Linked DNA regions of Homo sapiens: region 2 is linked to region 1. The links are chromatin loops, found by intact Hi-C in ENCODE. Cell type or tissue: heart right ventricle. All regions are shown on one strand. Links, peaks and the distances in the headings refer to the core of each region. The heading gives the core; the rest is flanking DNA. Region 1 has its middle 11 kb from the start of LINC01993. Region 2 overlaps LOC105371912 (a long non-coding RNA gene).

Region 1 (13,805 bases), core at 6,224-8,723:
CTGGTGACAGAGCGAGCCTCCGTCTCAAAAAAAAAAAAAAACAGAACAAAACAAAAAAAGTGTTCACAGATGGGCTTGGAGGTCCATGGTCCATCCTTGTTCTTCAGGCCAGCCAAAGGTGGCCAAATTTAGTAAAAAAGCAAACAAAAAACCAAGACACCTAGTTAAATTTGAATTTCAGAGAAATAACAAATACATTTTTAGTGTAAGTATATCCCATGCAATATGAGAGAGATACTTACTCTAAAAAATGTATTTGGCCAGGCGTGTGGGCTCACACCTGTAATCCCAGCACTTTGGGAGGCTGAGGTGGGTGGATCACTTGAGGTCAGGAGTTCGAGACCAGCCTGGCCAACATGGCAAAAACCCATCTCTACTAATACAAAAATTAGCCGGGCCTGGTGGCGAGCACCTGTAATCCCAGCTACCAGAGGGCTGAGGCATGAGAATTGCTTGAACCCAGGAGGTGGAGGTTGCAGTGAGCCAAGATCATGTCACTGCACTCCAGCTTGAGTGACAGAGTGAGACTGTGCCTCAAAAATAAAAAAAAATGTATTTGTTGTTTCTCTGAAATTCAAATTTAACTGAGCATCCTGTGTTTTATCTGGCAATCCTAGTCCCACCCTCTTCCAAATTCACATCTTTTTTTTTTTGAGACAGAGTTTCACTCTTAATGCCCAGGCTGGATTGCAGTGGCATGATCCCAGGTCACAGCAACCTCTGTCTCTTGGGTTCAAGCAATTCTCCTGCCTCAGCCTCCCGCGTAGCTGCCGTGCACCACCACGCCTGGCTAATTTTTGTATTTTTAGTACAACGGGGTTTCACCATGTTGGCTGGGCTAGTCTCGAACTCCTGACCTCAGGTGATCCACCTGCCTCGGCCTCCCAAAGTGCTGGGATTACAGGCGTGAGCCACCACGCCCGGCCCTCCAAATTCACGTCTATAAGAACGATTTTCCTGCCCCAACCATACATTTCTCACAGATAAAGGTGCATTTTTATCATTTCGTCTTTCCTGGGGCTGAAATGGCTTCTTCTTTTTGCATTTTATGGTTTTACAATTGTAGCAGTAAAACATTCTTGCCGGCAAGATGATTGAAAATTTAACTACAAAAGGCATCATTCATTTTATTTTTGTCTTCATTGGAGACATAAAATGGATTCGCAATCATCCCACCACAGTGGTTGAGTATTGTGGGTTTTAGAGTTGCTCACATAGCACATTTATACTCACCAGTGTGAGGGCTCTTTGCAGCCGCCAATGGAGTGATCGTTTGTGTTTTGGAAGCAGCAGTAACATTTATTCCTAATAATCCTGCTGCAGTGGGTTCTTGGTATTTTATAGTTGTTATTGCAGTAAAATTTATATCCTACAGAATTATGACAATATTCAGCTACTAATATGATTATTATTTGTGTGTGTGTGTTAAAACCACGGAAATAAAATTTACTCCCAACAATACAGTGGCAATTTTATGTCCCTAAACCTGACCGTAAATAATAAACATAACTACAGAATGCCTGTAAACACATAAAACATCCTTCTCGGAAAAAGTGAACTCTCCATTGCTATCCTGATGAGACCAGCAGCTGGGGAGCCTGGTCTAGCAGTTAGGGCTCCTGGGCAGACTTCAAAAGGATGAAGCAACTTCTTCACAGGACTCCTGGAGAGCAAGTTGCTTAACATTTCAGAGTCCAAGTCAGCCCGTCTCAGAGAACGTGGGCTGGTCCATCGCCTGATGAGTGCACGGATACAATGTGTGGTAACCACACTGTAGAACACTGCTTGGCCGTAAAGAGAATGCAGTTCTCATACACACTGCAACTCGGATGAGCCTTCGAGACATTATGCTCCACGAAAGAAGCCAGATACAGCCAGGTGCGGTGGCTCACTCCTGTAATCCCAGCACTTTGGGAGGCCGAGGCGGGCAGATCACAAGGTCAGGAGTTCAAGACCAGCCTGGCCAACATGGTGAAACCCTGTCTCTACTAAAAATACAAAATTAGCTGGGCATGGTGGCGCATGCCTGTAATCCCAGCTACTGGGGAGGCCGAGACAGGAGAATCGTTTGAAGCCAGGAGGCAGAGGTTTTGGTGAGTCAATATCGTGCCACTGCACTCCAGCCTGGGCAACAGAGCGAGACTCCATCTCAAAAAATAAAAGTAAAAAAAGCCAGACACAAACGATGTATACTTTTGATCCACATACTGTATGATCCCATTGAAATTAAATAGCCAGAAAAAGGCTAGGTGTGGTGGTTCACACCTGTTATCCCAGTACTTTGGGAGGCTGAGGTGGGAGGGTCGCTTGAGCTCAGGAGTTTGAGGCCAGCCTGGGTAACATAGCAAGACCCCCATCTCTACAAATAACTTAAAAATTAGGCAGGCATGGTGGTGTGCACCTGTAGTCCTGGCTACTTGGGAGGCTGAGGCAGGAGGATCCCTTGAACCCAAGAGGTTGAGGCTGCAGTGAGCCATGATCATGCTGTTGCACTCCAGCCTAGACAACAGAGTGAGACCCTGTCCGAAAAAACAAAAACAAAAACAAAAATTAAAAATATCTAGAAAAAGTAAATTTCCATAGACAGAAAGTAGACGAGTGGTTGTCAGGGGCTGGGGGAGGGAAGGGGAAATGGGAAGTGACCGCTCATGGATCCTTTTTTTTTTTTTTTTTTTTTTTTTGAGACAGAGTCTTGCTCTGTCACCCAGGCTGGAGTGCAGTGGTGCAATCTCGGCTCACTGCAACTTCCGCCTCCTGGGTTCAAGCGATTCTCCTGCCTCAGCCTCCTGAGTAGCTGGGATTACAGGCATGCGGCACCATGCCCAGCTAATTTTGTATTTTTTTAGTAGAGACGGGGTTTCACCATGTTGGTCAGGCTGGTCTCGAACTCCTGACCTCAGGTGATCTGCCTGCCTTGGCCTCCCAAAGTGCTGGGATTAGAGGTGTGAGCCACTGCGCCCGGCCTCATGGACACTTTTGAGATGATGAAAATGTTCTGGTAGGGCTGGGCAGGGTGGCTCATGCCTGCAATCCCAGCACTTTAGGAGGCCAAGGTTGGCGGATCACCTGAGGTCAGGAGTTCGAGACCAGCCTCAACATGAAGAAACCCCGTCTCTACTAAAAATACAAAATTAGCCGGGTGTGGTGGTGCATGCCTGTAATCCCAGCTACTCGGGAGGCTGAGGCAGGAGAATCACTTGAACCTGGGAGGCGGAGGTTGCGGTGAGCCGAGATCGCACCATTGCATTCCAGCCTGGGCAATAACAGCGAAACTCCGTCTAAAAAAAAAAAGAGAGAGAAAATAAAAAGAAAATGTTCTGTGGTTGACTACAGTGATGGTTGCACAATTCCATGAATTCACCAGAAGCTGTTGAGTGTATACTTTCAATGGGTGAATAGTGTGGTGTTTAAACGCTCTTAATAAAGTTGCTAAGGCCGGGCACGGTGGCTCACGCCTGTAATCCCAGCGCTTTGGGAGGCCAAGGCAGGCGGATCACCAGGTCAGGAGTTTGAGACCAGCCTGGCCAACATGGTGAAACCCCGTCTCTACTAAAGATACAAAAAAAAAAAAAAAAAAAAAATTAGCCGGGCGTGGTGGCACACGCCTGTAATCCGAGCTACTTGGGAGGCTGAGGCAGGAGAATCGCTTGAACCTGGGAAGCAGAGGTTGCAGTGAGCCAATATCGCACCATTGCACTCCAGCCTGGGCAACAGGGCGAGACTCTATCTCAAAAATAAATAAATAAATAAATAAATAATAAATAAAGCTGCTAAAATGAAAAAAGGAAGAAAACATGCTTCTGTTCCTCCTGCCCCCCACCCCTGCCTCCCCTGGGCTTTCAGCTGCTGTCTCTAGAGAATGTTTGGAACAGGTGTCTGGGAATAGCTAACAAAATCCCTCTGGCTTCTCCTTGCCTTGTGGGTTATGGATACTGCCCCCTTCCTCCATCGTGAAATGAAAAGTGACATGACCCTAAAATCTAAAAGGACCATAAGGCCCATTAGGCAATCTCAAGAGAGCCACCTGCAAGGGACAGAGGTGTGGCAGCAGCCCTGGAGAGAAGGAGGCCAAGCAGAGAGGGTGCAGGCTGCCAGGATGGAGCCTCTGCCCGCCACTCACTGGGCAGCAGTGGAGCTGCCTCTGCCTGTATCATCCCCATTTTATGAATGGGGAAGCTGAGGCAGAAGCAGTGATACAGCCAGAATGAACAGTCTTAGGCATCGTCCACAGACCAGCGAGTTACTCCACCAGGTGTCTGTATCACCCAAAGAACCTGAAGTGCATGGGCTCCTTGCGAGCTTTTTTCTCTCAAAAAAAAATTGTGGGGCTGGGCGCCGTGGCTCACACCTGTAGTCCCAGTACTTTGGGAGGCCAAGGCGGGTGGATCACTTGAGTTCAGGAGTTCAAGACCAGCCTGGGCAACATGGCAAAACCCCGTCTCTACTAAACACACAGACAGTTTGGCTGTAGTGGCGCATGCCTGTAGTCCCAGCTACTTGGGGGACTGAGGTGGGAGAATCGCTTGAGCCCAGGAGGCGGAGGTTGTAGGTGAGCCGAGATGGTGCCACTGCACTCCAGCCTGGGCGACAGAGTGAGATCCTGTCTCAAAAAAACTGTGGTAAAATAGGCCGGGGGTGGTGGCTTACGCCTGTAATCCCACCACTTTGGGAGGCCAAGGTGGGTGGCACCGGAGGTCAAGAGTTTGAGGCCAGCCTGGCCAACATGGTTAAACCCCTTCTCTACTAAAAATACCAGCGTTAGCTGGGTGTGGTGGTGCGCACCTATAGTCCCAGCTACTCGGGGGGCTGAGGCAGGAGAATCGCTAGAACCCAGGAGGTGGAGGTTGCAGTGAGCCGAGATCACATCACTGCACTCCAGCATGGGTGGCAGAGTGAGACTCTGTCTCAAAAAAAAAAAAAAAATTTGTGGTAAAAAACACATAGCATAAAATTTGCCACTTTAGCCTTTTTTTTTTTTTTTAGACAGAGTCTCGCTCTGTCGCCCAGGCTGGAGTGCAGCAGCACGATCTCGGCTCACTGCAAGCTCCGCCTCCCAGGTTCACACCATTCTCCTGCCTCAGCCTCCTGAGTAGCTGGGACCACAAGTGCCCGCCACCGTGCCTGGCTAATTTTTTGTATTTTTAGTAGAGATGGGGTTTCACCATGTCAGCCAGGATGGTCTCAATCTCCTGACCTCATGATCCACCTGCCTCGGCCTCCCAAAGTGCTGGGATTACAGGCGTAAGCCACCGCGCCCAGCCAACTTTAGCCATTTTTAAGTGTTTCAATTCAGTGGCAGTAAGTATCTTCACATCGTTGTGTGACCAAGTGTCAGAGGTGACGTGGGCTGTCCAGGACACATGACTGGTGGGAACTACAGGGTCCCCGTCCTGGTCCTCACACCGCTGTTGGCCCTGGACAAGGTATGTCTTCTGAGTGCGACCAGAGGCCCAGAGAGCACGGGATTGGCTGCGGTTGCCAGTGCCTGGGGCAGTTCCCGCTAATGCCATCGTCCTGGGGATCCCCTTGAGTCCCCTGCTCCTGCTTCTTAGTTTGCTGCACCCCAGAGGGTGACTGGGACCCCCATGCCTGGGACACTGGTTGCATAGGCAGCTTCCAGGGCCACCCCAGACCTCCCAGCTCAGAGTCCTGGGGCCTGGGGCTGTGAGTTAATCAGTGTCCAGGCAACCAGGGATGCCACAAGAAGTCAGGAAGTTTCCAGACTTGCCTGGTCTCAGAATTATCTAAGCTCCTTTTTTTATTTTTTTTTTTTTAAGACAGGGTCTCGCTCTGTTGCCCAGGCTGGAGTGCAGTGGTGGGATTTTGGCTCACTGCAGTCTCAACCTCCAGGGTTCAAGTGATTCTTTCACCTCAGCCTCCCAAGTAGCTAGGACCACAGGCGTGTACCACCATGCCCCAGCTAAGTTTTTAAATATTTTGCTGAGACAGATCTTGCCATGTTGCCCAGGCTGGTCTTGAACTTCTGGGCTCAAGCGATCCTCCCAACTTGGCCTCCCAAAGAGCTGGGATTACAGGTGTGAGCCACTGCGCCCGGCCCATCTGAGCTACTTTTAGAAGTATAGGTTCTCTGGCTTCTCTCCAGCTGAGACCAAACCACCTCTGAATCTATTGTTAAGAGGTACAAGGGGCTTGTGATACAAAAGTGGCAAAGCTGGACAGGCACAGTGGCTCATGCCTGTAATCCTAGCACTTTGGGAGGTTGAGGTGGGCCGATCACTTGAGGTCAGAAGTTCAAGGCCAGTCTGGCCAACATGGTGAAACCCTGTCTCTGCTAAAAATACAAAAATTAGCCTGGCATGGTGGTGCGTGCCTGTAGTCCCAGCTACTCGGGAGGCTGGGACAGGAGAATCACTTGAACCTGGGAGGCGGAGGTTGCAGTGAGCTGAGATCATGCTGCTGCACTCCAGCCTGGGCAACAGAACAAGACTCTGTCTCAAAACAAAACAAAACAAAAACAAAAACAAACCTGCAAGGCTGTCGGTTCATGCGCTCATTCCTTCACTCATTACTGCAGTCCTACTCTGTGTATTCATTATTGCAGTCCTACTGTGTGTGCCTCACCTCTGCAGCCGGATCCTGCCCCAGCCCCAGGCATGAAGGCATGGAGCCCCTGCCTGTGCACGTCCTTCTTCCTGGGCTACCCTGCCTCTCCCCTTGTGCCTGACATTGAGGGCTGTGAGACCTCCTACTCGTCACCCCTCAGCCAGCTCTGTTTGGCCCCCCAAAAGCCTTGGGACCTCCTCGGGTCCTGGACGTGGGACTGGCTCTGATTCTAGCCTCTGGGCTGGGCTGCTGCTGACAAGTGTTCAGCTCCTGCTGCTCAGATGAATGAAGGGACAGAAGGCGGGTGTCTAGGCATGGCCGGGACCTGGGATTCTATTTTTTTTTTTTTTTTTTGAGATGGAGTTTCGCTTTTGTCGCCCAGGCTGGAGTGCAGTGGTGCGATCTTGGCTTACTGCAACCTCTGCTTCCAGGGTTCAAGCGATTCTTCTGCCTCAGTCTCCCTAGTAGTTGGGATTACAGGCGTGCACCACCAAGCCCAGCTAATTTTGTATTTTTAGTAGAGACGGGGTTTCTCCACGTTGGTCAGGCTGGTCTCAAACTCCCGACCTCAGATGATCCGCCTGCCTCGGCCTCCCAAAGTGCTGGGATTACAGGTGTGAGCCACCATGCCCAACCCCCCAGCCAGGACGGGAACTTCTTAGGATCCGGCTGCAGCCCAGGGCAGAGGAGTTCCCGCGGCTTCCTCCAGTGAGTTAAGTCAGGCCTGAGTGAGCATCTACTCTTTCTGGGCCGCTAGAGGGAGACCTTCGCAGCCTCGTACTTGGCTCAAGACACCAGGCTAAGGGGTGTCAGTGTGTGTGAGTGTATGTGTGTGTGTGAGTATGTGTTTTGTGTGTGTGTGAGTGGCGTGTGTGTGTTGAGTGTGAGTGTGTGAATGAGTGTGTGTGTGTTTTGTGTGTGAGTGCGAGTGTGTTTGTGTGTTGAGTGTAAGTGTGAATGAGTGTGTGTGTTGTGTGTGTAAGTGCGAGTGTAAGTGTGTGTGAGAGAGAGTGTGTGTGTCCTACCTGGGCATGCACGGGTGGGTGTGGGCAGTGACCTGAGCCCTGCACGTACTGCCAGGTGGCCCGGCTTGCCAAAGGTGGGGAAGGGTTATTTACCCAAAGTGGGAGAGACCTGCAGGCTGGGCGGCAGCGGCAGGAAGAACAGCGAGCGAGGCCACAGTGGCATCCATGGAAGATGTTATTTGGGGCCTTTTCCGTGCCTGCTACTGTTCTTCGCATCCTGCGTGTATCACGAGAAGCAATCCTATCAAAGGAGGACCTATGAATACAATATCCACTTTACAGAGGAAGAAACTGAGGCTCAGAGAGGCTGAGTCACTTCCAGAGCTGAGATTTGAACCCAGGGAGTGGGGGCTGGGGCCTGGGCTCCACAGCACAAAGGAGCCCTGCCTGCTGGGACAAGGAGCTGCCTTGTGGTATGGCCAGTGTGCCCAAGCCAGCCTTTGGAGCCCGCTGGGCTGGCTCTGGGTTCCAGCTCTGCCGCCTGCCTGCTGAGTGTCCTTGGGAAAGTCCCTCCACCTCCCTGAGCCCCGCTTTCTCCTCTGTAAGATGGGACTAATGACACCTATTTCTCTGGTTGTTTAGAGGTTTAATGGTTCACTGTATGCAGAGGGAGGCAGACTTCAGGGCCTCCTCAGGAGCCTTGGCATGCGGCCACAGGGCCTTTGTATGTACTGTGTGTGCGCCTAAGATGCCCATTAGAAAGATAAGATGCCACCTCACTGCGGACTCCCCTTAATCTCCCTGCTGCAGGGCCAGCTCCAGGGGTGTGTGACCTATGGAGGTGCACTGGTCCCCATGCTCAGAGCACGCTGTGCTGGGTTTAATGATCTCCGTCACCATTTCGAAATTCTTAGTGATTTTTTAACAAGGAGCCCTGCATCTTCATTTTGCACTGGGCCCTGCCAGTGTCACAGCTGGGCCTGCCCTGCAGTTTCTTTTTCTTTCTTTCTTTTTTTTTTGAGATGGAGTCTCGCTTTTGTTGCCCAGGCTGGAGTGCAATGGCATGATCTTGGCTCACTGCAGCCTCCATCTCCTGGGCTCAAGTGATTCTCCTGCCTCAGCCTCCCAAGTAGCTGGGATTACAGGCGCCCACCACCACGCCCAGCTAATTTTTGTATTTTTAGTAGAGATGGGGTTTCACCATGTTGGCCAGGCTGGTCTCAAACTCCTGACCTCAGGTGATCCGCCCACCTCAGCCTCCCAAAGTGCAGGGATTACAGGCGTGAGCCATGGTGCCCGGCTGCCCTGCAGTTTCTCCTCCTGCGCCGTGCCCCGCATGATCTGCCCCCAGCGAGGAAGGAGACTGAAGAGCAGCAGGGAGGGTCCCTGGAGACAGAGCGGGCAGAGTGGGCTCGACGCACCCCTGACACCCATCAGCAGGCGCCTTCCTCAATGCGGACAGGCAGACCCTCCTCTCTTGGGCACACACTCAGTCAGCCCCTGGGTCAGTTGCTCCTCCTAAAATGGGACTGACAGTTGAAGACCTCCAAGCTTCCCAGTCATAGCAGTGGCCCCTCTCAGCCCACACCCAGTCCACTCTGGATTGCTAGTGGGGATCCCCCGAGACAGGGTTCTCCCCCAGGCTGGTCAGCCCCACATCTGTGAAGCTTTCTGGGCCTCTCCACACCCCCAGTTCTCTGAGGCAGGCGGGGTCTCCAGGGCAAACTCGTGTGAGCCTCACCTGTGTGTTGCACCGTCCTGTCTGCAAACAGAAACCCTCACGCTGCCGAGCCGATGCCTCTGTCCCCAGCACCTCCTTGGGGACGGTGGACTCCATGGTCAAAGGGCCAACTCAGGGGAGCCACAGTATCTGTGCTTCAGGCAGCCCGAGTTGAGGACGTGTGGCATTCTGCTGGCATCGTTCATGCCTCACTCTTGGCTCTGGGGCTGGGCACTTGCTTTCTGGCCCAGCCTGCCGCCAGGGTGAATGGCCTCTGGGGCAGATGGCGTTCTGGGAACAGGTAATGTCCTGGCCAGCGGGCAGGCCGGAGCTGGAGCCTGGGTGGAGGGCTCCCCAAGGACCACCCTGGGTCCCACTCGGCTTTCCCTGCGTGGGGGCGACACTGTTGCCAGTTACAGACCGCCCAAGAGTGCCCCGAGATCTAAGCATAGGACACAACAGGGGCTGGTCTCATCCACCTCGGATCCACCCACCTGCAGCCCAGTCCGGCTGTGTCCCTCAGGTCACACTCACTGTGTTTTGAGAACTCTCCTCCGGGCCTACAAAGTTTGCCAAGGCGAATGTCAAAGGGATATGGGGGCAACAGCTCCCAAGATCAGCCCTAATCCACCCTCCTCATCTGCCCTCTCCATGGGGCCTCACTCCATGTCTCCAACATCTCAGGTTGGTGTCCAAGCCACGGCCTCACATGGACTCACCTCCTGCTTCAGTCTCTGTTTCTGACCAGGCTTCTTGCTCCCAGGGAGGAGCGAGCTTGGACCGCTGCTCTCAGAAGGGACCCTCCTAGCTGGACCTGCCCCTGATTTGGCCGGGTGCCCTGGGCTCTGTGCCCATCTCCACCAACCTCCCAGAAGCGAGAGCTGGATACCTGCCTCTCTGTGTCCAGCTTCCTTCCTTCCTTCCTCAACAATCAGTTATTAAACACCCAGGATACAGATGCACGGTGCTGCTGCAGCTGTCCTCCAGGCTGCCTTTTTTTTTTTTTTTTTTTTTTTGAGACAAAGTCTCACTCTGTCGCTCAGGCTGGAGTGCAGTGGCACGATCACAGCTCACTACAACCTCAACCTTCTGGGCTCAGGTGATCCTCCTACCTCAACCTCCCAACTAACTGGGACCACAGGTGCATGCCACCATGCCTGGCTTGTATTTTGTGTAGAGATGAAGTTTTGCCATGTTGCCGAGGCTGATCTCGAACTCCTGGGCTCAAGTGATCCACCCACCTCGGCCTCCCAAAGTGCTGGGATTTCAGGCGTGAGCCACCGTGACTGGCCCCATGCTCTTGGCTTCTAATCATAGACTTTGGGGCTCATTCAGATCACCTCTCATAGTGAACTTTTGTCACTTTCTTCTCCACCATCCACTTTACCCCAGGGATGAGCCTTCATTGGTCTAAGCCAGTCTGACTCTCTCACCCCCTTGGTTATAACGATATAGGATACATGTCCCAACCCGGGTCAGATGGCCCTATAAATAGGTTTCAGTTGCTTTACCTACAAGTAGTTCCTTTTTTTTTTGAGATGGAGTCTTGCTTTGTCACCCAGGCTGGAGTGCAGTGGCACGACCTTGGCTCACTGCAACCTCCGCCTCCCAGGTTCAAGTGATTCTCCAGCCTCAGCCTCCCAAGTAGCTGCAATTACAGGCGCACACCACCACGCCCAGCTAATTTTTTTTTTTTTTTTTTGAGACGGAGTCTGGCTCTGTCCCCCAGGCTGGAGTGCAGTGGCACAATCTCGGCTCACTGCAAGCTCCACCTCCCGGGTTCACGCCATTCTCCAGCCTCAGCCTCCCGAGTAGCTGGGACTACAGGCGCCCGCCACCACGCCTGGCTAATTTTTTAGTATTTTTAGTAGAGATGGGGTTTCACCATGTTGGCCAGGATGGTCTCGATCTCCTGAGCTCGTGATCTGCCCTCCTCGGCCTCCCAAAGTGCTGGGATTACAGGCGTGAGCCACCGTGCCCGGCCTACACCCAGCTAATTTTTGTATTTTTAGTAGAGATGGGGTTTCACCATGTTGGCCAGGCTGGTCTTGAACCCCTGACCTCCGCTGATCCACCCACCTAGGCCTGCCAATGTGCTGTGATTACGGGCGTGAGCCACTGCACCCGGCCAAGTAGTTCCCTTTCTGTTGCATTGGGACCTAGAGGCACATGGCCTGGGCCTGCCCAAGGGTGTCTTGTGACCATGAGGGAGAGTCTGCAGAGGACAGGGCCCCTCCCCGTGCAGGAGGGCCTGGCTAGTTGAGTGAGTCTCTGATGAGGCAGTGCCTCCGAGGGTCAGTCATGCTCAAACTCAGTGTGCCCCAAGTCCTGACCCCTGGTATTCTGGGCTATCACTGCCCAGGAAAACAGCACTCCAAACCCTGGCCTTCAGGCCTGTTCCTTTATGCTTATCGCTGGAATCCCTGGTCCAGAGGGTCTTCAAATCCACACAAGCCCCTCCTGCTTGGCCCTAACCCGATGGGTTAAGCGTTTCAAGGGAGGGCTTGAGAGGTCCCCAGGACATGCCTGGAGGGCCAATAAATGACCGTGAACGGTGGTGAGTGAGGCAGGTGGAGAGTGTGACCATGAAGAGCAGGGCAGACTCCCCAGAGTACTGTAGGGAGGCAGCTGCAGTCTGGATGAAGAGTACACGCCAAGGCCAATTGTGGTTGCTGGTGGGATGCAGCTGGGAAAGCGAGAGTGAGGACCCCAGACCCTGGCGGCTGCAATGCCTGGGGGCATGTGACATGGTGGTGAAGGGGGAATTGTGTGTTGATCCTACCCTGGCCGCAAGTCCAGGCTCACAGGCCATGGCCACTGACCACAGGAAGAGGCCTCCCTCCTTAAAGTCGGGAGAATATCCCAGAACTAAGGCTAGTCCTGCATCCTGGCCGGGAATCCCAGGCCAACACCCTCCCCGCGATCTTAGGTGCTTAGCAGCCCTGGCTGGTGACCCCTGGGCGGAGAGAGTACGGTAATTTGCAAGAAATCCAAGAAAGCCCTGGTGAGTGGTTGCTTTTCCTATGTTGCAACCATCCGCGAAGTGAATGCTGCTCTGTGTCTCTATTGTTGTTTTGATGGTGTTCGAGATGATGAGGAGAACCTGAGTCACAGCCTTTACGAGTCTGATTTCCTCAATTTACAGGAGCTGCCTACGCGTTCTGGAAGAATTCACATGCTGATTTGTAGGCGGCCTGGCCAGGTGCTTCGGAGACTCCAGCAGCATCGAAGGTGTGATTTTAGATCTGTACTCCCGAGGCTCTTGTGTTATTTAAGAAGGTCAGTGTGAGGCCGGGCGCGGTGGCTCACACCTGTAATCCCAGCACTTTGGGAGGCCGAGGCGGGCGGATCACGAGGTCAGGAGATCGAGACCATCCTGGCTAACACAGTGTAAACCCCGTCTCAACCAAAAATACAAAAAATTAGCCGGCGTGGTGGTGGGCACCTGTAGTCCCAGCTACTCGGGAGGCTGAGGCAAGAGAATGGCGTGAACCCAGGAGGCGGAGGTTGCAGTGAGCCGAGATCACGCCACTGCACTCCAGCCTGGGCAACATAGCAAGACTCCGTCTCAAAAAAAAAGAAAAAAAGGTCAGTGTGGTTAAATGCATAAGAAGTAATCAGTGTGTTAAATGTATGAGTTAATTGAGCATAGCCCAAGTGAAAGTGATTGTGTTTTCATATTAAAATTAGATTTATAAAGAGAATGCTAAAACTTGTTGGATTTTGGAATGCAAGGTCTAAGTAAAGGTAGGTTTTAATATTGACAACTTTTACACTTGATATATTGACTCTTTTTTTTTTTGAGACTAGACTCTGTTGCCCAGGCTGGAGTGCAGTGCTGTAATCATGGCTCACTGCAGCCTCAACCTCCCAGGCTCAAGCAATCCTCCTACCTCAGTCTCTCAAAGTGCTTAGACTACAGGTGCATGCCACCATGCCCGACTAATTTTTTAAAAAAAATTTTTAGCGAGATGACTTAGTGAGAGGTCTCACTAAATTGTCCAGGCTAATCTCAAACTCCTGGGCTCAAGCAATCCTCCCACCTCAGCCTCCCAAGTAGCTGGGACTACAGGCACGCACCACCACACCCAGATAATTTTCAATTCTTTTTTTTGTCGATAGGGTCTTACTATTTTGTCCAGGCTGGTCTCAAACTCCTGGGCTCCAGCAATCCTCCCACCTCGGCCTCCCAAAGTGCTGGGATTACAGGTATGAGCCACCGTGGCCAGCCTTGACTCAATTCAAATTCAAGTCACTAAGTCTTCCTTGGAAAGCACAAAACCTCCCCCAGGCATTAAAATATTCAAGTGACACAGAAAAGGGAGAGGTGAAGAGGAGCTACCACCTGGAGGAGAAGGTGGGCTCTGAGCCGGGCCTGGAGCCAGGCAGGGAGGTCTTCTTAGCACCCAGCAAGCTGCACCACCCAAGCACTGCCCTCTGCCACCCCACCTCTGCTGGCATGGAAACCTCCCTCTGGGGGTCCCTCTGGCTTCTTGGGTGGAGCCTCTTTTTTTGAGACAGTCTCACTCTGTTGCCCAGGCTGGAGTGCAGGGGCA
Region 2 (16,718 bases), core at 8,296-10,795, 52 kb after region 1:
AGATGCCCCTCTGAGAATCCGGTACTTGGAGGGCTCTTGGTGAATGATGTTTTTCTTTTCCGTCACTGTACTGAGTTGAAATCGGCCTCCTGGAAAGTTATTTCCCTGTGTTCTTTGATCTGGGTGAGGGAAGCCATCTCCCTGACTAGCTGACAGTCACTTGATCGTCAACTAGCTGGTGAACCTCGTCATAGCTTCTCTCTCTCCTGTAAATAACCTGGGTTCCATCAGCTGCTCCCACGGCTCTGAGCCTCAGACCCCTTTCCCTGCCTTTCTGTCCTCCTCGAAGGCCCCCCAGTCCTGAGACATCTGGGTAACCTGATTGCTGGACTCGATTTTCAATCCTGTTCAATTTCATCTGAGTCGTTCAACCTGTGGGTCTAGCCTATCATCCTTCTGGGGGTTACTCTCCAGTGTTATCTGCAAATCCAATCACATCATGGTCTTCATTCAAGTCATTGATAAAAACGTTAACTAGGACATGGTCTAGGTCACAGCCCTGTGGCACATCTCTGGAGACTTACTTCTAGATGAGCACTGGTTTACTTATCAACGGCCTTTTGTTTTGTTTTTAGTGAATCTTTCTACCTGCCACCGCCGCATTAAACTGTTTTCTAGGCTACTTTGTTTCCTGTCTTGTGTAAGGCTATCACAGGAAGTTGAATGTTCTGTGAAATCAAGGTATTCTATACCCATAGCATTTCCATGATCTGAAAATCTTGTCAAAGGAAAAAGGAGTTACTTAGGCCAGAGGTGCAAATAGGGTTTTGTTTTGTTTTTACCTTTGAAAAAATGATGATTTGTATATTCCTGCATTTGTTTTATGAAAATACCAAAATACAGATAAAGGAAAAAAGAATCTGAAAGCATTCTAAAACCCTCTATGCAGAGATAAGCACTTCAAACATTTTGGTATGTATTTCTGGAAGTTTCTTTTTTTTTTTTTTTTTTTTTTGAGATGGAGTTTCGCTCTTTCGCCCAGGCTGGAGTGAAGTGGCGCAATCTCGGCTCACTGCAACCTCTGCCCCCCGGGTTCAAGCGATTCTCCTGCCTCAGCCTCCCGAGTACCTGGGACTACAGGTGTGTGCCATACACCTGGCTAATTTTTGTATTTTTAGTAGAGATGAGGTTTCATAATGTTGGCCAGGTTGGTCTCAAACTCCTGACCTCAGGTGATCCACCTGCCTCGGCCACCCAGAGTGCTAGGAGTGAGCCACTGCAGACTGCCATTTCTGGAAATTTCTAAAAGCATCTCGAACTACATATACCAAAAACTCATAAAAATGCAATCAGTCTCTAAATACTCTTTTGTTATCTGCTTTTCTCATTTACTCATATTTCATGACTATCTTCACATGTGATTGAATATATATATGTACAGCTACATAAACTGTTTCTATTAGCTGGGTGGTATTGCATTATGTGGACATATCCTATTCAACAGATCCCATATTACTGGATTCCATTTTTTTGTCTTTATAAGCATTGTTATATATGCCTGTTATGAACATGTCTGGCTCCTTCCCTGAAATACGTTCAGATGCTATAGTCAGCCTTTTTCTAACTATTCAAGACCTATTTCTCCCTTGAATCCCTGTAGCTTTTTTTTTTTATCTGTGCTTTTTTGGTAAGCATATTTTCCACTACAATAATTATGTCCTGTCGCTGGCCAGGTGCAGTAGCACGCCTGTAATCCCATCACTTTGGGAGGCTGAGGCGGGCAGATCACGAGGTCAGGAGATCAAGACCATCCTGGCTAACAGGGCGAAACCCCATCTCTACTAAAAAAAAATACAAAAAAATTAGCCGGGCATGGTGGCAGGCGCCACCAGTAGCTCCCAGCTACTCGGGAGGCTGAGGCAAGAGAATGGCGTCAACCTGGGAGGAGGAGCTTGCAGTGAGCCGAGATCATGCTACTGCACTCCAGCCTGGGTGACAGAGCGAGACTCCGTCTCAAAAAAAATAAATAAATGAAATAAATAAAATAAAATTAATTATGTCCTGTCATCTCCCTGCTTGTAGCTACTAAGATCCCTTAGGAAAGATCCCATCCTGATTTAAGATTGCATCCCTAATACCTATAACACAATAACTTGCACTTACGGACATGCCATAGATATTTGTTGACTAAGGGCAAGAATATATGAATTTGTTTAGTGATTCACTGCAGTGTTTTGTGGGTGAGTAACATAGTCGTGAGTTTCTAGTTTCCCCAGTCTAGTTTCTGGCCCACAGTGGCCTTGTTTGTCATCTTTCTGTCCCTCTCCTCATCTCAGGCCAAGGGTGAAAGCCAGCAAGAGTCCGGGGCTGGCATCTACCCAGACAGCGTCTCACTCTGCTGCCCAGCCCACTTTCAAGTCAATGTGGAGCTTCCCAGCTCGCCCTCCCCATCCTGGATTTCAGATCCCTCCTACCCTCACCCTACTTTCTCTCGGAGTTTGACAGGGGAGCAGGTAGAACCTGGGGCAGATCTGCATTCCCCTGGGAGATGCTTCAAGCAGTGGCAGGGTCTTAGCCTCTGAGCTGCTCCCTGGTAGGAAGGAAGCAACTGCCCCTGGTCTGTGTTGGGAGATGGACAGAGCTTTAGGATGGACAGGCGTTGGGGATGCACCAGTACACATAGGCGCTCAATAACGGTGGTCTTTATTCTCTTTCCTCTTCTGTCATCTGACACGATTCGGTCTTCTCAGCTAAGGACTGGGTCTGTCCTTCGCTCGTCCTTGTAGCCGTGACTACAACCTTCCAAGCCATTTTTGTTTTCTTAGAGGTTTTATTGGGAGCTGAGGGTTAATAGCACCCCAGCCCCTCCCATCAGGCTCAAGGGGCTCTTTTGCCTTCACTTGTGGTTGAGAGTCCTCCCTCCCTCCTGCCCTCTTCTCTGTCCTTTTGAAATATGAGCTCAGCTCCCTAGAAGGTATCAGTGCTTTATTTTGTACCCCTACCAACTTTCTTTCTCTTTTTTTTTTTTTCGAGACGGAGTTTCACTGTTGTCGCCCAGGCTAGAATGCAATGGCGTGATCTCGGCTCACTGCAGCCTCCACCTCCTGGGTTCAAGCAATTCTCCTGCCTCAGCCTCCCGAGTAGCTGGGATTACAGGCGTGCACCACCATACCCAGCTAATTTTTTCTATTTTTAGTAGAGACGGGGTTTCTCCAGGTTGCTCAGGCTGGTGTCGAACTCCTGACCTCAGGTGATCCACCCGCCTGGGCCTCCCAAAGTGCTGGGATTACAGGCATGAGCCACCATGCCTGGCCTCTTTCTCATAGAAATCTTTTGTGATTGAATTGTCTGAATTGTGGATTTTTTTTGGTCTACCTTACCATTTTCCTTTTTAGAACCTACAGCTTTCTTTTTTTGGCCAGCATTTCTTTTTGGAGAAATTTCCCCTAAAGTATAGGGTACCTATGTGATAATTTCCAGTATCTCTTCCTGAGCTATTATAAACTCACAGGGAATCATCCTGTATGAAGAGTGACCCCACAATGAAATTCCTTTCCTGGGGTTCAAACAATAGACTTAAAAAAAAATTTAAGACACAGGGTCTTAGGTCGGGCATGGTGGCTCACGCCTGTAATCCCAGCTACTAGGGAGGCTGAGGCAGGAGAACCACTTGATGGAGGTTGCAGTGAGTAGAGATGAAGCCACTGCACTCCAGCCTGGGTGACAAAGCCAGACCCCATCTGGCCAGACCGCCATCGGGAGATGGAGGTTGTAGTGAGCCGAGATCCTGCCACTGCACTCCAGCCTGGGCTACAGAGCCAGATCCCATCCCGCCCCACCCCCCCAAAAAAAGAGAGAGAAAGACAGAGAGACAGGGTCTGGCTCTGTCACCCAGGCTACAGTGGATTGACTTGATCGTAGCTCACTCACTGCAGCCTTGAAGTCCTGGGCTCAAGTGATCCTCCTGCCTCGGCCTCCTGAGTACCTGGAACTACAGGCACCAGCCGGTGTGCCCTGCTCAAGCAGTAGACTTTCCCTTGGAATAAAGACCATTATAATCCCCTCCACCAACTCTCGCAAAGCCATAGTTTGCCAGAGCCATTACTGAACTTTTTGACAAGGCAATCAGCTCAAATGCACCCAAACAGGTTCGGGATTCCTGAACTCAGCCCAGGCTTCATTGATGATACCTAACACGCCTGACTCTATAAGCGGCTGACTTTTAAAATAATAACTTTTTTTTTTTTCTTTTTGAGATGGAGTCTCACTCTGTTGCTCAGGCTGGAGCGTAATGGCATGATCTCAGGCTCACTGCAACCTCCTCCTCTTGGGTTCAAGTGATTCTCCTGCTTCAGCCTCCCAAATAGCTGGGATTACAGGCGCCCACCACTATGCACAGCTAATCTTTTGTATAAAATAATGACTTTTAAAATAATCCAATACAATAAGATCTATTAAGCACCTAGTACATAACTATGAACCAGGGATTGGGGAGAGAAAGGAGGAAGGAGATTTGATCTCACCCTCGAAGGGTTTAGAATCTCTCCACTAAGATTTTTAGGAGTTAGAGTTGGAAACTTCACAATCTAAAGTGAAGAAAGACGAACAGGGTAAAACTCAAGACAGTTTTTGTAAAAAGAAATGTAAAACTGTTTGCCTTCCTGTTTCTTCGTCAGGGATAAGTAATTTCCAGTCATCCCATCCATTAAACAAATATGTATTAAGAAAGAAAAACAGTCCAGGAGCCTACTGCGGGCACAACCGGGGTGCACAGAACCCATCTCGGGAGGCTGGCTCTGCCCCTTGAGAAAGTTCAAGATGAAGGGGATGCCAAGGCCAGAGGCAAATGTCCAGCCCTCACTAGCGGGGATCACCTCGAGTTCCACGCGAGGGGCTCAGGGTTGGGTAATCGAGAGTGGAAAGCTCTGGAAAAACCCTAATACCCCTGTTGCAACATTCTAGGAAAATGGTCTGTCTATTGAATAAGAGTGAGTCACCATGGGAAAGTTGGGGCGGTCAACACTACCCCGCACTGCTCATCCCCATTCTTTGGCTCCTAGTGATGCTCCGGTCACCCTCTGGGGGCCATGGGGAGGAGGCAGTGACGCCGTGATCCGGAATTTCAACGAGACATATGCAAATGGCCCAATGGGCTGTGAAGGAAGTTCAGAGACAGGAGGATGAGGCAGCTCAGTGTTTCTAACCCACAAAGCAGAAGTGAGAATGGGTGAGAATTCCCAGTCACCTTCCCCTTCTCCTTTCCCTTCTCACTCTACCCCAACCCTACTCCCTGTGTGGGCCCTCTGCCCCTTCCCTGTTCAGAAATGAGATCACTGGGTGGGTGCAGTGGCTCATGCCTGTAATCCCAGCACTTCAGAAGGCCGAAGCCGGAGGATCACTTAAGGCCAGGAGTTCAAGACCAGCCTGGGCAACATAGTGAGACCCCCGTCTCTGCAAAAAAATTAAAATCAGCCAGGCGTGGTAGTGCACACCTGTGGTTCTAGCTACTTGAGAGGCTGAGGTTGGGGGATCACTTGAACTCAGGAGGTTGAGACTGCAGTGAGCTATGATCACACCATTGCACTCCAGCCTGGGTGACAAAGTGAGACCCTGTCTCTTTTTTGCTTGAGATGGAGTCTTGCTCTGTCGCCCAGGCTGGAGTGCAGTGGCTCAATCTTGGCTCACTGCAACTTCCGCCTCCCGGGTTCAAGCAATTCTCCTGCCTCAGATCTCCCCAGTGGCTGGGACTACAGATGCAAGCCACCACGCCTGGCTAATTTTTGTAATTTTAGTAGAGATGGGGTTTCACCATGTTGGCCAGGCTGGTCTTGAACAGGTGATCCACCTGCCTCAGCCTCCCAAATTCCTGGGATTACAAGCATGAGCCACCATGTCCAGCTGACCCTGTCTCTTAAAAAAGAAATTGAGATCTCTGACTTTTACCCAATTACCCAAGTCTGTCAAAGTACCCATCTGTAAAAGAAACCAGCCTTGTAAGGTTCCTTTCAACTCCAGAATTGAGGAGTGGGTTTGGGGGCAGTCAGAGGGGGGTGCTGGTGAGCAGGTGACAGGAGAAGGAAGAATCTCCAGTTGAGCCCCCACTATGTGTCAGGCCAGGAACCCAGGGACCTCACCAGAGCCCTCTGTAGAGGTCAGCATCCTCGTTTTACAGATGACACAATGACAGCCTAGTCGGAGGATGATGACACCAGGATCTGACCCAGTCTTCCCAGGCTCCCCCCCCCAACTGGAAGCCCCCCAAGATTGAGCAGACATATTCTTTCAGGAAACACCACCACTCTGGTTTATTTCAGCTGCAGGTCTGATCTCCATAACAGAAGCACACCTGAAAAATACTGCCTTAGCCGCTGAATTTTGATAGAGCAATTCTATATTCCTGGTAACTTCCTCTGTAATTAATCGTCAATTGATTACTCCGTCACTTACATGTGAGTGTGAAGGCGCTGGCTTCTTTGTCAGGAAGTGAACTCTCTATTGACGAATGAGTCAAAGCACTGGGCGGCTGTTACTTATTCATGAAGGAGGGCATTGGCGCGTTTAGGTTTCCCCTCACCTGTCCAGCACGCCCTGAAAGATTGTAGTACAGAGTCCTGGGGAGAAAGTGGTTTCCTGCCTCTCCCTGGGCTCATATTTGAATGGTACTTTCTTTCTCTCTCTCTCAGCAGACTAGGCTCCTCTCAGCAGATTTCCATCCCAAGTTTGGGTAGCTCTTGCCAAACCTTTTAACCCGTATTCTACAGCAATAATCCAAGTTATAAATAAAACTATTCAATTCAGCTATCTAGTTAATTAAAGAATTAGTAGCCACTTGTGGATAATATTTATTTTTCTGGGCAGTGAACTGAGTTAGTTGGACTGGGCATGGGGATGAGTTCAATATTTTATTAATTTTCCTTGAGGATAGCTATATATTTAGTACACATGTAATACAATGTATTAGTGTGATAACTTTTTTTTTTTTTTTTTTTGAGATGGAGTCTCACTCTGTCACCCAGGCTGGAGTGCAGTGGCACGATCTCAGCTTACTGCAACCTCTGCCTCCTGGGTTCAAGCAATTCTCATGCCTCAGCCTCCTGAGTAGCTGGGACTACAGGTGGACCCCACCATGCCTGGCTAATTTTTGTATTTTTAGTAGAGATGGGGTTTCACCATGTTGGCCAGACTGGTCTCAAACTCATGGCTTCATGTGATCCTCCCACCTCTGCCTCCCAAAGTGCTGAAATTACAGGCAACAGCCACCTCGCTCAGTCAACTTTCTTTAAAAAGGAAGGATGACTGGGCACAGTGGCTCATGCCTGTAATCACAGCACTTTAGGAGGCTAAGGCGGGAGGATGGCTTGAGCCCAGGAGTTCGAGACCAGTGTAAGCAACATAGGGAGACCCCCCCCCCACCCCCACCGTCTCTACAAAAAAATAGAAAAATTAGCCAGGTGTGGTGGCACATGCCTGTAGTCCCAGCTATTCAGGAGGTTGCGGCAGGAGGATCCATTGAGCCTAGGGGGCAGGGGCTGCAATGAGCTATGATCATGCCACTGCACTCCAGCCTGGGTGACAGAAGGAGACCCTGCCTCAAAAACAAAAGGAAGCTAAGGGGTGTAAACTGCCTGGGGAAGACTCTCTGGGGTCATAGAGAGTGGGTTTAGGATCTGGGGGACATTCTCTGTGGCCAGTCAGTCAGGGTGCTGGCCTGACTGCTCAACAAGCTTCTTAATGACTCTAAACCTCAGATTCTTCGTTTGAAAACCAGGCAGATGAGCTCAGAGAACTGCTGTGTGGATTCCCCCTCCCAGTTCCAGTGTGGCAGAGTCCTGGCAAGATAGAGTCTACCTAGAGCTGCTCAGAAATGCAGCATCTCATGGCCCACCCCAGCCAGATGAATCAGTCTGCAGTTTAACAAGATCCAGGTGATTGGTGCTGACGTGAAAGTTTGAGAGGCCAGGCTAAATAACATGACATATGTAAAACACCTGGCAGAGAGTGGGCATGGATGGGCGTCAGCTGCCCTCCTCCTCTCCCCCGAGCATCCTCAGACACCATCCCAGGGAGATCTTTTGCTTGGGAGGGAGAGATGTGGGTTGGATTGTGGGTGAAATGTGGGCGACCTGCATTCTCATGGTGCAGCACATATTTTGTCTCCTTGCAATCATTGATGTGGGCCAGACTGCAAAGTGTGGCCCCTAGGAGTTCAGCATATGGTCCTAAGGTTACAGGGTGAACCCAAGGCGACCAGGGCCACGTATGCAAGTACCCACAGCTTCTTCCACCAAGCCGCCACCACCCGTGGATGTGGTCACTCACTCTGGTGGGGCAAGGGGGCAAGAGGGCAGCTGGACCTCTAGTCCTCATATGGGTTTGCTGGTTGTATGTAAAAAGCCCCTTAGGGGCTGGTGTCCGCAATGTGATACTGAATGTGATGGTTTAACAGCTTTCATGACACACCCATTTTGGAAGCAGCCATCCTGTGCTGGGCACTGCGGATTCAACACAGACCAAATGGACCCATGGCAGGAAGGTCGTTAGAGTTAGGATGGGCAGAGAAGTAGCACATGGGGACAAGGGCTGAACCCAGGTCAGCACAGGGTGTTGGGAAGACCACCCTAGAAAGGAAGTGGGGGCCGGGCGCGGTGGCTCATGCCTGTAATCCCAGCACTTTGGGAGGCCGAGGCAGGCCGATCACTTGAGGTCAGGAGTTCGAAACCACCCTACCCTGGTCAACATGGTGAAACCCCATCTCTACTAAAAATACAAAAACTAGCCAGGTATGGTGGCGCGTGCCTGTAGTCCCAGCTACCCGGGAAGCTGAGGCAGGAGAATCGCCTGAACCGGGGAGGTAGAGGTTGCAGTGAGCTGAGATAGTGCCACTGCACTCCAGCCTGGGCAACAGAGCGAGGCCCTGTCTAAAAAAAAAATAATAAATAAAATAAAATAAAATAAATCAAGAAAAAGAAGGAAGTGGGGCCCAGGGCGGACAGGCTCAGGGCAAGGCACCTGCCCGGAGGGCACTGGGGTAGGGCACCGGATGGCCTTAGCCTCTGGACATTCTCAGCGACCTGGCACTAGGGAATGTTCCTGGCCTAAGGAAGGACCTGGGTCTGGCCAAAAAGGCGAGAGAGCTAGGCGCGGCCTGGGAGGAAGGTGCGGCGCTGGGGAGGGAGGGGAGCCCTGCCCTGGTGTGCCCTCGGTCCCGCGCCGCACACCCTGCCGGGAAGCCCGGGGCCGCAGCTGCTCGGGCGGCCCGGCCCAGAATAGCCTCCCTTCCGGGCAGGGCTGCCCCGGCCCGCAGCGCCAGCGCCCGAAATAGGGCTCGGCCGGGTGGCGGGCGCCAGGGGCCGCCCCAGCTGCAGGACTCGCCGGGGAGCCGGGGCCCGCGCGTGGACCGGGAGGGGCTGCGGGGTGCGGGCCCGGCCCTGGGACGCGAGGACCCGGGTGGGCGGGTCCGCGGGCGGGGTGGGGGCGGGGCGCGGGGCCGGGACCGGGATCCCGGGCGCGGGGCCAGCCCGAGGCGGGTGGAGCCGGGCGCTGACCTCACAGCCCGCGAGGAAGCCCGTCGGGGCCGGCGGGGCTGATGGAAGGCCTGAGGAATTCGCAGCCGGCGGCGCGGCCGGGCGCGTTCCCTTCCCCTCTCTCCGTTGCCCGGCGAGGGAGCCACAGCGCAGCGGTTGCCATGGCCACGGGCCGGGCGTGGGGCTGGGGGACCAGGGGCCGCTGAGCCTCGATCACCTTGTCCTGCTCGAGCCAGGTTGGCATGGACTGGAAGAACCCCGCGGCGGCGGGCGGGAGGTGCTGGGGCCAGGGGAGGCCCCGAGGGACCCCGCCGCCCGGTCTGCGCCCTGATCCCGCAGGGTCCTGTGGAAATGCGGTGTCTGCCTCCCCGCCTCCTGCGCTCACACATGCAGGCCTGGGGCCTGCGGGTCCCGGGGCTCTGAGCCTGCACAGCCCACGGGCCGCAGCCGCAGGCCCCGCACTGGTAGCTTAGGTGGACACGGAGGCTGAGGGGGAGTTTCCAAGGGGCCTGGCCTCACGCTCTGCCCGTCACAGCCGCCACCCCTCACCGGCCCTCCACCCACCCCTAACTCCTTAACCTCTCCCGGCCTCGGTTTCCTCACCTATTAACTAGAGATTAGTCATAGCTACCATCCAGGCTTGTTATATTAAAATAGAATAATTATGTAATGTGCCGTGTGCACTCCAAACGCGGTCCTCTTTCCCTGTCCCACACCTCCTTCCTCCTGCATCAGGCCTGGGGAGGGGGGCGTGCCGATGTCACCCCCAACCCCCAGGCCTAGAGTCCTGGACACATGGACGCCCCTGCCAGAGCTCCCCTCCCCGCGCTTGGGGTTACTTTGAACCCCGCCTCCTACAAGAGGATGGTCCAGCCTATTGTCGGAACCTGCAGGAATCCCAGGCTGCGACCCAAGAATATTAGCGGAGGCCCAGCCTGGCTGGGGTGAGTCAGCCTCTCCTCCCAAATTCAGTTGCGGCTTCAGCTGCCCTGTGCAGCTGGGGCTGCTAAGTTGCCAGCAAGAGGCAGCCTCTGAAAATCTCTGGAAAGACCAGCATGTCCTTGGGGTGGGATTCAGAGCACAGTGGGGTGGGGGAGGGTTGAGAAGGGGTCTTGATCCCCCTTCTCTTCCTCTAGGGGAGCCGAGGCTTGGGACCAGGGAAGCAGCGGTACCCCATGTGGGGAAGGGCGGGCCTGACTTACTGTAACTTCCTGGCCCAAAGCCTGATTGTCCTGTGGTTGGGCTGCCCGGCCAGAGAGGCCCCTGGTGTAGGGAGGACTCAGAGAGAACTTGCCTCCCGTTGCCAGGGCCCAGTGTGTGTGTACTGGGGGGCGGAGGGGCTGTGCTGTCACTGATTTCCTGAGACAGCTAGTAGACCAGATGAGGCTGCCTGGAAGGTGGCTCCTCTTCCCTAAGCAGGTTGGGCCACTACCTAAATGCCAGGTTATTTACAAGAAAAAAAAAAGGCTGTCCAGGGGCTCAGCCCCTTTTGGAGGGCATCAGAGCCGCCAGTGTTGACTGAGCACTCACCATGTACTACGCCATATGGGCGTTTGCTCACTGAACTGTCACAACCACCCAAGAAAACGGGAACTGTTGTTATCCCCATTGTACAGATGGGGAGCGGATTTAGAGTCCTGGGATGCAAACTGGGTTTCCCCGCTGGCTCCCGATCCCCACTCCATCTGGCCTATGAGCGTGGGAACCAGTGTGGCCCGGAAGAGTGGTGGATGGCCCAGCTGACTGCCCAGGTGCCCCCACCCCCCAGCCACATGGGCATGCGGCTTGCTCGGTACTCAGCTGACTTCCTGTCCCTGGAAGAGCAGCTGCCGGTATGCTGGGGCAGGGCGGTCCCCTTCCTGTGGTTCAGGTAAGGGCATAACCCCATGCCTTCTTGGCATCCTCCCTCTCTCCTTTCTCAGGCTCTGCAAGTCCGACCTGGGTGCCCCAGAGAGCTGCTCCGGGAAAGACGTTTACCTGCTGCCCAGAGCTGGGACTGCAGACCCTGATTGGCGAGGGCTTGGAGAGTAGCTGAGAACCTTCCCTTCAGCTACTGAAGACCAGACAGGGCTTTCTGTATCACGCTGCCTGACGATGATGAGGGTGCAGTGACTAAGAGTGCAGATGAAAGGCCCAGCTCTCCAACCAGGTGGATGGATTTGCAAGGAGCTTCTATCTGGGCGTGGTGGCTCATGCCTGTAATCCCAGCACTTTGGGAGGCTGAGGCGAGCGAACCACCTGAGGGTGGGAGTTCAAGACCAGCCTGACCAACATGGAGAAACCCCATCTCTACTAAAAATACAAAATTAGCCGGGCATGGTGGCAGGCACCTGTAATCCCAGCTACTCGGGAGGCTGAGGCAGGAGAATCGCTTGAACCCGGGAGGCGGAGGTTGCAGTGAGCCAAGATCGTGCCATTGCACTCCAGCCTGGGCGACAGAGTGAGACTCCATTTCAAAAAAAAAAAAAAAAAAGAAAGGAGCTTCTGAGAGATGGGGTCTCCACCTCCCCATCAGATACTCCAGGGCTTTGGAAAGAGCTGGCTGGCTCTTGGGCATCACCTCAACTTTCCCCTAGGTGACGCTGCCAAGGAACTGTGGCACTGTCCCTACTTCCCACATCCAGCTCCACGGTTCCACCTCCCACCCCCCTTGCCTGTGGAAGCTCAAAATAAGCTTTCTAGAGCATGATGTTTCTTGTGTGAGGGGTCATCTGAGGTTGTAAAGACTGAAGCTCTTCACCAGAGAAACGCAGGAAGCATCCCGCAGCTAAGTGAGGCAATGTCTGGGGCACGCCAGGCCACGCCAGGTAGCTCAGAGGGGAGGAACGCCCCTGGCTACACAGCCTGCGTCTGAGCCCTGCTGGTGGCCAGGCCATCTGCTGGGCTCCATCCCTGGGCGTCTTTCCAGCCTGTCTTCAGTGCTCAGGGCGTCTTTAGCAGAGCATAAAGTGGCATTTCACTTGTCCCTCTACCCAACAGCAAGGAAGTGGACCTCTCTTAGGCTTTTCTTGGAAGACGAAAGGAAAGAAAGAACGTTCTCAATGTGAGATCCTACAGGACCACTGTACTGGGTCGAATGGCGTCCCCCCCCACCAAATTCATGTCTGCATGGAACCTACAAATGTGACTTTGTTTGGAAAGAGGGTCTTTGCAGATGTAATTAAGATGTACTCCACAGGCCTGGGGAGATCAAGGCTAACAGCATGTTGTATGAGGATGGCCCCAGTCCAATGACTGATGCCCTTATATGAGGGAAATCTGGACACAGACACACAGAGAAGGCCACGCGGTGGTGGAGGCAGAGATGGGAGAGATGTGTCTACAAGCCAAGGAGCGAGCAGGACCGCCGGCCACCACCAGGAGCTGGCAGGGGCAAGGAAGTCATTCTTCCCTGGGGGCTTCAGAGGGAGCACGGTCCCAGTACACCTTGAGTGTTGGCCTTCTGGCCTCCAGAGCTGTGAGAGAATCCATTTTGGTTGTTTGAAGCTGCTGAGTTTGTGGCGTTTTGTTACGGCTGTCCCAGGAAAGGAATACAATCACCAAATGTCAAACACAGGGCAGCTGGGAAAAACAAGAGGGAAATGCATGAGGCACGTAAAGAAAAGACTTGGAAGAGACCAAGGAGGGACAGGAAGGAATGCTTCCTCAACTTCCTCCTCGCACCCGGACAGGAAGCCGGAGACCTAGTGGCTGAGCCTTGGAAGAAGCGGCTACCTATTCCCCCCCACAAGAGCGGGTGAGCTTGGATGTCGGATGAATGAGAAGGGTCTGAATCTTGCTGGGTCCCAGGGAGACCCTGTTAATAATAACAAACTCAAGATATGGTCTCGTCTCATCCTCACCACAGTGCCTAAAGCAGGTTTTATTGAAATCCCCGTGTATAGATTAGGAACAAGGCAGGGCGGTTGGGTGCCTGCCCAGGGTCATAGGCAGCAGCAGTGATCTGGAACTGGAGCCCAGCTTTCCCACACCCTGCCCTTACCACTTGTCCTCTCCTGATCCAGGGCTCCAGTGCCCATGTCCAGTGCCTTGGTGGGGCTGGGCCAAGAGGCACAGCGAGGGCCCTGGCCACAGGCAGGGGCGTTGGAGCCCTGCTGCCTAGGTTTGGATCCCAGCTCTACTCCTGGTGAGCTGTGTGACCTTGGGCAAGTTACATTACATCCCTGTTTTGCAGTTTCACCCACTGAGAAAATAGGGACAAGAATAGTACGTAACTCATGGAGTTGCTGGAGACCTCCATGGGTCAGTACGTTTCAGGTGCTTAGAATAGTGCTTGGCACACTGGAAGCACAGCCATAAAAGTGTTGTGAAATAAATAAAACCCGCTGGGCGAGAGAACTCTTTCTTTCATAGCTGGGGCCAAGGAGAGGGCTTCAGGATGGTGACCTGTCTTATTCTTACTCCACAGACATGGAGATATCAAGGCCAATAGCATTCTCATGCAGTTCTCTTCTATTTCCCATAGAACCCTCAAGACCAGCAAGGGGGACACCTGAGAGCAGAAAGCAGAGTTGCACCCACATTCTGGGCAGGCTGACTCAGTTGCTAGAATCCTGCCTCTAGGGCCAAGATTACTGTTTGATCCTGATCTGGGCCAGCTTTGTCCTACTGGAGGAAAGCTTGGAACCCTGAATCCTACTTGGTTGGTCTCCTGCTTGGCTGTTTTGCTCACAGTGGGAACCTGGTCTGGGGTGATTCACTATCACTCATCGCTCCACAGAAGGATGGTGCCCGGTGCACATCCCCAGGATAGTGTTAACCGTCACCTTTACGCATGGCACTCAGAATGCGCAGAGTGGTGTGTGCATGCAGCAACGTGTATACACCCTGTGCATCTGGGAGGTCCTCCAGTCATCTCTGGCCGCGTCCTGCGGAGGGTGCTGCAGCCTCTACCTGGCCTCTGGCTCTTTCTTTCCTTTCCTTTCTTTCTTTCCTTCTTTCTCTTCCTTTCTCTTCCTTTCCTTTCTTTCCTTTCTTTCCTTTCTCTTTCCTTTCTTTCCTTCCTTTCTTCCTTCCTTCCTTCCCTTTCTTCTTTCTTTTCTTTCCTTCCTTTCCTTCTTCCTTCCTTTCTTTCTTTTTCTTCTTTCTTTCTCTCTCTCTTTCTTTCTTTCTCTCTCTCTTTCTAGAGTCTTGCTCTGTCACCACGCTGGAGTGCAGTGGAGTGATCTCGGCTCATTGCAACCTCTGCGACCCAGCTTCAAGCGATTCTCCTGCCTCAGTCTCCCAAGTAGCTGGGACTATAGGCATGCACCACCACAAACAGTTAATTTTTTTTGTATTTTTAGTAGAGATGGGGTTTCACCATGTTGGCCAGGCTGGTCTTGAACTCCTGACCTCAGGTGATCCCCCCCACCTTGGCCTCCCAAAGTGCTGGGATTACAGAGGTGGCTCTTTTAATTGACTCCTCTCCAGGCATCTCTCCTTCCAGCCACAGAGCCTGGCCTGATGGTCCCAGGGCCCCAGGGCCCCAGGTGAAGGCCTCTCTCCTCCCCCACTCAGGTCTGACCAGCTCTGTTTCCATCCTGGTGTGGGCACAAGGTCTCTTGCTGCAGCTGGGCCAGTTTGCTGACCTTCTCAGCTCCTTCTCTTAGACTGGAGAGGCCTGGAAGGGTGCCCGAGGGAGGGTCTGGGCTGCTCTCCTGGGCTCCTCCCCTCCACTCCAGGACTCTGGCTGGAGCCTGGTCAGGGTCCTTACTGAGTTCTCAGCCAAGCGCCAGCCCTGTGATGGCCTGAGGGGTCTGGTGGGGAAGCCCCAAAGTGAGGGCTCCATAGCCCTCACTGTCCCTCCCCCAGCATTGTGCAGTGCCGGCGGTCTCTGAGTTCTTCTGGGTAGCCTTTCTACCACATCCTCTTGCCTACTTTCACCAGGTGGCCAAGGGACACTAAAAAAGGCAGTGAATAGCTAGAGGACCACTCTTGAAAATCAGCCTGCCTTCCTCCTGGTGCCAGCTCCTGTCCCTCCGGCCTCCTTTTCATAGAATTCTACAACAGGAGGAAACAGAGAGGTCATCTCCTCCACCTTCACCAAGTTTCCAGAACGGATGGGTTAGAGGGATCTGGCGTTCTCTGAGGCTTCGGGCCAAACCTTGGACATTGGGCTGGCCAGAGATCTTGCTGGGGTTGCCTTGGGAATTGTATATCCATTGGGAGCACTAGCCCTGAACACCTGGGGCTCCCCACCTGCTAGGAGCTGGGAGGACTCTGGTGTTCCCTGCAACCCCCCAGGGTCTGGGTGGACGGAATGGCAGCCCAGGACTGTTCCCCAGGCTGACCTGGACTCTGATGAGAGCCAAGAGTGGACCTAGCTGTCATTTAGATCCCTGGGGGAGCCTTCACAGTAGCTGCCAAGCAGAGGTCCTGGCACTGGGGAGGGTTCTCACACGTAGGAGGGGCAGTACTTAAGCAAGTAACAGTGGAGAGGGCACTGGATTTGACATCAGCTGAGAGGTGGTCCGTTTCTGCTTCTCTCACTGCTTATCTGTGATCTGAGGCAAGCCTAAACTCCTCTACAGCTTAGTTTACTCATCTGGAAAGTGTGGTATATTTTATTTTACCTGCCTTACATCTGAGGCATGGAGGAAGGACGGAATGAGATCACCTATTAAAATGCATTTTGAAAAAACAAAAGTGCTATTTATGCAAACACATGGTACTAAAAATAAAAGATGCCTGTTTGCTTCTGGAAGTAAAAGTTGTGAATGATGCCGGGCGCTGTGGCTCACACCTGTAATCCCAGCACTTTGGGAGGTCAAGGCGGGTGGATCACAAGGTCGAGAGATCGAGACCAACCTGGCCGACATGGGGAAACCCCATCTCTACTAAAAATACCAAAAAAATTAGCTGAGCACGGTGGCACACGCCTGTAGTCCCAGCTACTCAGGAGGCTGAGGCAGGAGAATCACTTGAACCCGGGAGGCGGAGGTTGCAGTGAGCCGAGATTGCGCCATTGCACTCCTGCACTCCAGCCTGGTGACAGAGCGAGACCATCCGTCTCAAAAAAAAAAAAAAAAAAAAGTTATGAATTAAGTGATATTTTAATGATCCAGGAACCCCATTATTTAAAGAACATTTTGTCTTTTGTACAGCCACAGAGCCAGTGTTTGATGAGTTTCCAGCAAGCATCACCCATTCTGCTAGATTTTGTGAGGAACATAAAAAAGCAGAAGATATAGGGCCTGGTACGGAGTTGGCATTCAATTAATAATCATTGGGCAGGGCACGGTGGCTCAGACCTGTGTTCCCAGCACTTTGGGA

The links. Hi-C counts contacts between places; a loop is a spot of excess contacts. Peaks named below come from ENCODE experiments on the same cell type or tissue, not always from the same donor. Only the 100,000 strongest peaks of a DNase experiment are listed, where the experiment ranks them.
Region 2: a loop joins it to region 1, with 2.2 times the contacts of the local background. A loop is called at or near these places in 35 of 110 quality-filtered maps.

Annotation. Positions count from the first base shown.
Region 1 is chr17:78,282,641-78,296,445 of GRCh38, forward strand. No RefSeq gene overlaps it. Among named protein-coding and RNA genes, the nearest start is that of LINC01993, 11 kb to the left of the region's middle. RefSeq lists an enhancer at 5,018-5,519 and a silencer at 9,091-9,360. In heart right ventricle, for the core only: a CTCF peak has its summit at 7,310 (motif pointing right); a DNase peak (open chromatin) is centred at 7,311.
Region 2 is chr17:78,332,579-78,349,296 of GRCh38, forward strand. It overlaps LOC105371912 (a long non-coding RNA gene), which reads left to right. Exons shown (of 2, transcript NR_188632.1): 2 at 11,387-13,799. Among named protein-coding and RNA genes, the nearest start is that of SOCS3, 19 kb to the right of the region's middle. RefSeq lists silencers at 6,405-6,514, 9,078-9,337, 9,548-9,657, 15,836-15,895 and enhancers at 9,704-10,209, 12,236-12,740. In heart right ventricle, for the core only: CTCF peaks have their summits at 9,290 (motif pointing right) and 10,720; DNase peaks (open chromatin) are centred at 9,413, 10,412 and 10,703; H3K4me3 peaks cover 1,747 bases; H3K27ac peaks cover 2,500 bases.